Linked DNA regions of Homo sapiens: region 1 is linked to region 2. Evidence: chromatin contacts called from ENCODE Hi-C or POLR2A ChIA-PET data. All regions are on one chromosome and are shown on one strand. Each heading gives the region's core, a stretch centred on a gene start or an enhancer-like site at or near the end of the contact. The rest is flanking DNA. Distances are from core to core; before and after follow the strand shown. Region 1 holds the start of EOLA2-DT (EOLA2 divergent transcript). Region 2 has its middle 26 kb from the start of MIR2114.

Region 1 (4,251 bases), core at 1,752-4,251, 260 kb after region 2:
CTCGGAGTGGGGCTGTGAAGGTGACTTTAAAGTTGTGCCTTGAAGGAGGCCAGGAGCGCACCAGGACAAGGCCATGGGAACCGCCGGTGCAAAGCAGGGAGACCTGGAACAGCAGGCTGGTGGGGACCAGTGACTGAACAGCACAGCGTGAACCCAAAGAGTGTTTGGCTTAAGGGTGGGGAGAGCTGAGCCGACTCCCTGAACTGCTAGGACTTAAACCTGAGAAGGCCCAGCAGCGTTTTCACTAGAGGATTGCTGGGGACAGATTTGTGACTTAGAAACTGAGCCGATGGAATGTGGACGACAGACCTGAGGGAAGAAAGACAGAGGACTCCAGGTTGCTCAGGAGGCTCATGGAACAGTGCAGGCTCCAGACCACGAGGCCTGAATTCTGGAAGTAGCAGCGGGGATGCAGGACGAGGAGCCGTTTTGTCTCATCAGGCACTCCAGAGGCAGGGACCCAGAACTTGGTTATGAAGTCAATGCGGGAGACTAGATAAGGGGAGGGACAGAGGAGTAAAGCATGGCAGCACTACAGAACCTGAGCCCGTGACTGAGAGAAGAGAGTTTGAAAAGCAAGTTTGCCAGGGAAGTTGGGCTGTGTGCTGGGCGACTTAGGCCGGAGGAGGCAAGACATTAAGAGTGGGGATGTTTCTCATTACCTGCAAAAGAGGCGTTAAAAAAACGGTCCCTCTGGACCCCACTGGCAGGCACTGACGGAGCGGCCAGGACACAGGAGAGCAGGCCTGGGGGGCTCAGCCCTGCAAGACTCAGCCTAGAGCTGCATGGACCCCAGTCAAGTGTTCCCGCCCTTCTTGCTGCTTCTGTGCCCTCTGGGGGAAGACACTGGAGGTGCAGTTAGGTCGCCGCGGGAAAGTTTGGACTCTTGCCTAAGGGTGCATCACAGAAGGGCCTCAGCTCCCTCCCCCAACTCCACCCACAGCTCCACCCCTAGCTTTTCCTCCTGCAAGTCCGTCCCCAACTTCTCCTCTTGCAGCTCCGCCCACAGCTCCACCCCAGCTGTTCTGCCCCCCTGCTCCTCCTCCCTCAGCTCCGCCCCAGCTGTTCCTCCCACAGTTCCGCCCCCCAGCTCCTCCTCCCGCAGCTCCGCCCCAGCTATTCCGACGCCAGCCCCTGCTCCACCCGGCACTTAACCATTTCCGCCCACAGCTCTTTCCCACAACTACGCCCTCCTCTTGCAGGCGGCTCCTCCAGAAGCTCTGACCCAGTCCCCGCTGCAGCCACAGCCCCAGCTTCTTACCCCCAGCTCCTCCTCCCACAGCTCTTTCCCACTGCCCCGCCCTGCTACCCCTTCATCACCGCTCCCAGCTCCGCCTCCTCTAGCCCCGTCTCGCTTCTCCTACCCCTCTGCCCACCCCAACAACCTTTCAGCTCTTTCCTCCAGCTCTGCACTAGCTCCTCCCCCGCAATTCTCACCCGCCAGCCTTGGTGCAGCTTGGCTCCTCCTTCTCCAGCTCTTTCCCGCAGCCCCGCCCCATCTGCTCCCACAGCGCTTTGCCACAGCCTCGCCCTGCTCCTCCTCCAGGAACGCCCGGCTTTCCCTCAGCTCCACCCTGCAGCTGAGCTGTGCACCAGGCCCTCCCACAGAGCTTTCTCGTGATTCCACCCTACACCTCCCCAAGCCGCCGCTCCCCTAAGCTGGTTCTCAGGAGTCCGCGGAGTCCTCCCGCAGCTGTTCCTCGCTCAATTGCCCACTGCCCCGGCCTGCTCCTCACACCACTGATGGCAAAGCCCCGACCCCAGACCCTCCCCAGTGGTTTCTCTCGGCCCGGCCCTACCCCGCCCCTCCAACGCCTGCTTCCAAGGCCCCGCCCCCAGCCCATCCTCAGCGGTTTCTCTCAGCTCCGCCCCGCCCCAGCCCCACCCGGCTCCTCCTGCGGCTGGTTAAAAGGCCCCGCCCCCAGCCGCTCCCCAATGGCTTCGCTCAGACCCGCCCTGCCCCGAACCCCCCCCTGCTTCTCCCGCGGCTGCCTCCGAAGCCCCGCCCCGCGCCGAGCCCCGCCTCTCCCCATCTCCTCCCTGTTTCTCCCGCGGGTGCTTCCAAAGCCCCGCCCCCAGCACCCCCCTCAGCGGTCTCTCTCAGCCCGATCCAACCCTTTTCTGAGCCCCGCCCTGTTTCTCCTGTGGCTGCGTGCAAACCCCACCCCCCAGCCCCACCCCAGAGGTTCCCCTCGGCCCTGCCCCGCCCCCCCAGCCCCGCTTCTCCAAAGGCTGTTTTCAAAGCCCCGCCCCCGAGCCCCTCCCCGGCGGTTCCCTCAGCCCCGCCCCACCCCTCCCCGAGCCCCAGCCCCCCCCGAACCCCGCCCCGCCCCACTCCTCCCCCAGCCCTGCCCTGCTTCTCCAGCACCAGCTTCCAAAGCCCCGCCCCCAACCCCTCCCCACTGGTTTCTTTCAGCCCCACCTTCCTCCTCTCACCAGCCCCCTCCCTCCCCGCGCTGGTTCTCAGGAGTCCGCGAGCTCCTCCTGCAGCCTCTCCTCGCCCAGATCGCCCATAGCCCCGCCCCCAATGGTTTCTCTCAGCCCCGCCCCACCCCCTCGAGTCCCCGCCCCATCCCAAGTCCCCGCCCCATCCCCTCAAGTCCCCGCCCCACTCTCAACCCCGCCCCAGCGGTTTCCTCACTCCCGCCCTTCCCCTCCCCCAGCTCCGCCCTCCTCCTCTCAGCCCCGCCCCCATCCCCTCCCCATTGGTTTCTCCCAGTTCCTTCCTGCTGGTCTCGCAGCTCTGGGCTTAAAAATCCTGCCTGGTGGTCTCGTCCCGCCCCTCCTCTTCCTCCCTCCGGTTCCTTTTCCTCCTTCCGGTTCTTGGTCTAGGCTGCCTGTCTCGAGCTCCCCGGCCTTGTCCTGGTTGGCTGGCGCGGGACAGGATCCGGTAAACTGAACAGCGTCTCCTTGTGGCAAGTGCGTGCGTACGTGCGTGGCGACGTCACTGCGTGGCTTCGTGAATACGTGGCTTCCTAGCGATTTGGCGGTGTATAGGCGTGGCTGAATACGGGCCTCCTGCGTACGTGCGTGGTGTACGTACGTGCGTGATTACGCGCACACGTACGTTCCTCATGAAAGGGACGACGGGAGCTGCATGAAAGCCGAAGTTATGGACCGCTAGCATCTGTCACTGGCCACCGGTTTCCGGGAGTAAGCGGCAGCTACCTTACAGCCCTGACACGAGCCGGGTGCTCTCTCTTCTCACCGCGGCCCACGTCTCCTCGCTGGCTCCGGTGGCCTCGCTGGGTCGCGAGGAGGCGGAGGACTGTACTCTGAGGCCAAAAGCCAGAGTCGGCCCTGAACGCCCACGACTCTCAGGGTCCAGAGGCCGTGAGACCGGCCGCGGCTGAAAGGTACCAGGGCCCCTGATGCCGGAGCCCGTGTGCTCGGCCCTCTTGCAGACGGTACTTGCGGGCTGGGGTTTCTTTCCCCTGGGTTTCGGGCAGAGAACCCGTGCGGGGCGCGCCCGAAGCGCCCTTTGGTGTCCCTTGCTCTCCCCATGGTCTCGGCCCCCCTCCTTCTAAGCGCGTGTACCCGCGACCTGCGTCTGCAAGTGCTGCTCCACACACAGCGGCCCCATCTCGGCCCGGTCTTCCCTGCCTCCCGCTTGGCCCCTGTGCTGTAAGCTCGCCTGGACCCCAGGCCGGGCGGTGCATAGCTCTGTGGCCTGTGGCCCCGTGCTCAGCATGACCTAACCAGAATTAAGCAGTGGACAATGGGATTTAGGCCCCCCAAACCCTCGTCCGATGACAATGGGAGGGGAAGTGTGATTTTTCTCCCCTCGGATGGAGCGTGCTCAGCTGTAGGAATGTGACTCAACTTGCTGAAATGATTTTCTGCTCTGCGGACTGGTGCACCCTGTGACCCAGACAGATGTGGAGGGTCCCACCGCTCTGATTAGCAGAACCAAACCGTGAGTGAGGTGCACATGTGTTACTCTTAGGACCGGCCCTCCCAGCTCTTGGTTTCCAATGCCTGCTGAGTAGAAGACCTTCCTAGGGCCATTAACCAGCTTTGCTGACTTGCATTTAATGACCTTTCCTCTTTATCTTCCTTGTTGTGCAGGTAAAGAAACCAAGTGGAAGAGTGTTTCCTCCTCTGGCCGTAAAGCAGGTACTCTCTGCAGCACCAGGTAGGAGGGGACTCAACCCCCTTCTTGCCTTTTCAGTTACATCAGTTCCTACTAGGGATTCCACACACACACAGTTGTTGTGATTTTGTGGTGATGACGAGAAAAGGGTTGGCTAA
Region 2 (4,058 bases), core at 1,463-3,962:
TAGATGAGGCAGCACAAAGAAATGGGTGGATTGGCTGCTTTTTGTCTTTGGGATTAAAAATAAGTCTATTGAGTGTTGTGGAAAAATCACAGTCTTACAATTTAGATGATCAATTATGTGGGAAAAAACAATGTCCATGAGAAAAAATCAGCACTTTTTAAAATTATTTTAAATAATTGTAATTATAGCTAACCTTTGTTAAGCACTTATTACAAGCCACATACTGGGCTAAGCCTCACTCCTTTCACCTTCACATGAAACCCATTTTAGAGACCAAAATGTTGAGGCTGCAGGCTGATGAGGCAGCGGAAAGTCAGAAATGAAGACCATAAAAGAATAGAGACCAATTGGTCAGTAGGAAGAGGAAGTGGGGAGAAAGGATTCAGGAACAGACACTCAGGGATTCCCCGTGTTCTCATATTTGCCCTTCTAGAACCACATTACATGATATACTAATAAATAGGCTTAGGACAACAGCACAGAACCAGATGTAAAAGTTAACAGTTTCATTAACACTTTTCAAGAAAGGAGGCTGTACTTGCTTCTGATTTTCTTCTCAGTGATTTCCCAGGCCAACAACAGAGGGCATTGTCATATTGAATGAAGAGGACCCATCTGGAGACCTCTGGGAAGTCTTAGGCATCAGGTCCTTCCCAACTTCCCCAAGGGACCGAGCCAAGGCAGAGCTTTGTGCTCTGAGAGAAAACTGTGCTTCCTGGCTCCAGGGTAGAGAGGCCTCAGTCTGGCACAATTTCACAAGAGGGACTAAAAGGAAGACAGGAATGTGACCGGCTGTATTCTACGTACAAGGATGTGGCAACTCTGAGGGAGGAAGTGATCTACTCATGGCCATATAGCTAAGTAGTGACCAAATCAGGATAAGAGCCACGCAGTGTGACTCTAAGGAACACCACAGCACGTCGCCCCTCACAGGGAACAGAGCTGGCATTGGCTGCTCATCTATTATGTGCCAGGGCTTCCACGTATTGTCTTATGGGAGCCCAACAGTGAGTAGGGGAGGAAAGTCATGCTCAGGCCTGCTGTACAGATAACGAAGCTGGCTAGAGTGCTCAGTGCGCAAAAGGGAGAGGGAGGCACCAAAGTCTCAGAACTGGCAGGAACCTGCATGCCCTTCTGTTCAGCCTTCCGTCCACTGCTTTGAACTCTCAACTGGTCTTCCCATCGGTCCCCTCACTTTTTATTGTGGTATATGTGTGTGTCTCTGTGTGTGATAAAATTTGTCAGTTCATATTTTTAGTGTACAATTCAGTATACTTAGGCATTAATTACATTGACAACATTATGCAACAATCACCATGTAATTGCAGAACACTTTTATCACCCCCAAAAGAAAGCCTATACCCATTAAGCAGTCACTCTCCCATTTTTCCTTCTCCAAGCTCCTGACAACCATTAATCTGCTTTCTGCCTCTGTGGATTTGCCTATTCTGGATATTTCATATAAATGGAGTTATACAACATGTGGTCTTTTGTGACTGGCTTCTTTCACTTAGCATCATGTTTCTGAGGTTCATCAGTGTTGTAGCATGGATCAGTACTTTATTCTTCTTTATTGCTGAATTGATATTCCATTATGTGGACATAGTGCATTTTGTTTATCCATTCGTCATCAATGGACATTTTAGGTTGTCCCTACCTTTTGGCTATCGTGAATCTGTGATAGACATTCATTGTGGGGAAAACTGTTTCCAATTCTCTTGGCTATGTATGTACCCAGGAGTGGAATTCCTGGGTCATATAGTCATCCTATGTTTTTCTGAGGAACTGCCAAACTGTTTTCCCAGTGGCTGTACCATTTTGCATTCCCACTAGCAATGTACAAGCGTTCCAATTTCTGTACATCCTTGCCAACACTTGTTATTTTCTGTGCATGTGTTGTTCTTTTTTTTTTTTTTTTTTTTTTTTTTACCCTAGTGGGTGTGAGGTGGTATCTCATTGTGGCTATCATTTGCATTTACCTAATGACTAGTGATGTTGTGCATCTTTTCACATACCTATCGGCCCTTTTTCCATGTTTCTGAAAAAAAAAACAAAGCATCCTTACTGGGCCTCCAAGGCCCTGCCCCACTCCCGGCCGCACTGAATGGTCCCTGGCCCTCCACTTCCACTCTGGCACCAGCCACCTGGGCCTCCCCTTCCTCATGTGCACACACAGTTCCTTCTGCCTGCGAGTGGCCTCCGTGCTCCCCTCCATCTTTTGGCTGAGCCCCTACTGGCATGCCCAGAGCATCATCTTGCACTGCCCCTTGGTGCGCCTCATCCCAGTGATGGGCTTCTTGCTTCTTGCAGTTTCCTGAGGGCAGGTGCTGCATCTGGCCCGTTCACTGGAGTGACTCCGGTTCCTGGCTGAGGGCTGGAAAAACAGTATGTTTGGATCCACAGCACCAGATGGAAGACTGAACTGAAGTTGTGCAGGTTTCCTTCTGAAAGACTGGGCTCTCTTGCCCAAGAGGCACTGGCGGTTCCATCTTGGGACTCTTCCTGCTCCAGGGCACCGAGCACCCAGTATTAGGACAGCAGGATAGATGAGGCATCCCCACCGTCTCCCATTGACATCTTTGGAGCTGCCCATCCTCAGCTGTGGTCTGCTATGACTCATGCCCTCAAGGCAGGATGAGTGTTGTCAGCAAGTGACTCATGGACATAGCTCCTCAGCCTTGGCAGCCTTGACAGCCAGCTAGGTCTGATGACATAGGAGAGAGAGCCCCACAGTGGGAGGCAGGGACCACAGTTCCGGTCCCAGTCTGTGATGACTCAATGTGTGATCTGGGGCCTTCACTTCCCCAGCCTGTAGAGTCTATCTGAACCACCTGTGGATCCCTTTCAAAAATGCAGCTGGCTACACTCCCACCCCTGCTCCGACCCTGAGATTCTGATTTAGTGGCTCTGGCATGGAGCCCAGGAAATCTGCAGTGTATTCAGCAGCCCCAGTGCCGCTGATGCTCACCCCGCCTTGGAGAATCTGCACAAGCTGCTCTGAGGGCCCTGTCCATCTCCCAGACTTTGGTACTAGAATTCTAGAATTCTTCAGAATTCTGAACAGTTTTCACTGGGCAAGTTCCAAGAAGTTCCTTGAAGGAGGAATAAGCTCACTTTCTGTTCCCTGAACACCTATCCTGGGTACCCACCCAGTGGGAGTAGTGGGACATACTGTGGGGCAGGGTGGCTTAGAAGCTCAGCCTTCAGCCTGTCAGCCATGGAGAATGGTGGCAGGCCCAGGGGCAGGGTCTACTGGGAGTGGAGCGCTGGGCGCTTGTGGCTGCAGCACTGTAGAGGGCCTGAGGATAGGGCCACCTGTGCTACTGAGCTCAGAGTTTCTTCTACTGGAGTTGCCACACATTCTGCAATATGCACCCAAAGACATCACCTCCCCATTTAGGGTGGTCCTAATGGACTGAGGCCTAAGCTGAGGCTTCCAGCAAACCTGCTCCACCATCTGCTGGGTTTTTGTTTAGAGCAGGGAGGAGGCCCACTCTTTGTTGAGGGCTGTGTTCCCAGAGGGGAGCTAAGCAGCACCTTGATGTGGTTGGGAGTTTGAAGGCTCTGGGTTCCCCATCCATTTCTACCTCCGCACCATCTTGGGCAGTCCAGCCACCCTCTCTCAGGCGTGGTCTGCTCCTCCATGAAATGAGAATCCCATTAGTATCTGACTTAGGATTTCAATGATGCTTAAGTGAGAGGCTGTACAGAAAGGGATCTTTGCAACAGTCTTCCTGTTCTTTATGGCAGAGGAGAAACTCCACTAGACCTGCTGGCTTCAAGCCATGGCTGCTCTGCCAAGCTCCAACCATGCCCCCGGGAAGGCAACTCCACAAAGATGAGCCAGTCTTAGGGCAAAAAACTGTGAGAAAAAGCTGGAGAGAACACAAATTCCCAGGGTCAGGGGGAGGCTGGCAGAGGCAGCTACAGGAGAGAAGCTGCTTTGTAGAGAGCCATTCTGATCTAGTGCCGAGCAGGCACACAGAAGACCAGAAACATCCAAAGAGAGCTTTGTAGCTTGAGGGACCCCCAGAGGGAGTGACAAGGCTGACAACAGG

The links. Hi-C counts contacts between places; a loop is a spot of excess contacts on that map. ChIA-PET counts read pairs that join two places held with the same protein, here RNA polymerase II (POLR2A). Pooled maps may share reads with other maps.
Region 1: a loop to region 2 is called in a pooled map, with 10 times the contacts of the local background. The contact joins the promoter of EOLA2-DT here to the enhancer-like site in region 2. A Hi-C loop is called at or near these places in 3 of 168 maps with a recorded cell type or tissue (K562, Right ventricle myocardium inferior and psoas muscle), 1 of 37 single-sample maps with no recorded cell type and 7 of 50 pooled maps. POLR2A ChIA-PET finds 5 or more read pairs at or near these places in 3 of 52 experiments (BJ, HEK293 and RWPE1).

What each region holds. Positions count from the first base shown.
Region 1 is chrX:149,937,298-149,941,548 of GRCh38, reverse strand. It overlaps EOLA2-DT (EOLA2 divergent transcript), which reads right to left and starts at 3,001. Exons shown (of 12, transcript NR_027456.1): 1 at 2,763-3,001; 2 at 663-890. It overlaps EOLA2 (endothelium and lymphocyte associated ASCH domain 2), which reads left to right and starts at 3,058. Exons shown (of 5, transcript NM_001013845.2): 1 at 3,058-3,356; 2 at 4,069-4,116. RefSeq lists silencers at 1,053-1,162, 1,813-1,872, 2,153-2,232, 2,343-2,612.
Region 2 is chrX:150,199,770-150,203,827 of GRCh38, reverse strand. No RefSeq gene overlaps it. Among named protein-coding and RNA genes, the nearest start is that of MIR2114, 26 kb to the left of the region's middle. Within about 2 kb of position 2,712, at least 7 of the 41 ENCODE cell types and tissues checked have a DNase peak (open chromatin) inside an H3K27ac peak, as active enhancers do; they include psoas muscle, where a contact is called at or near this core.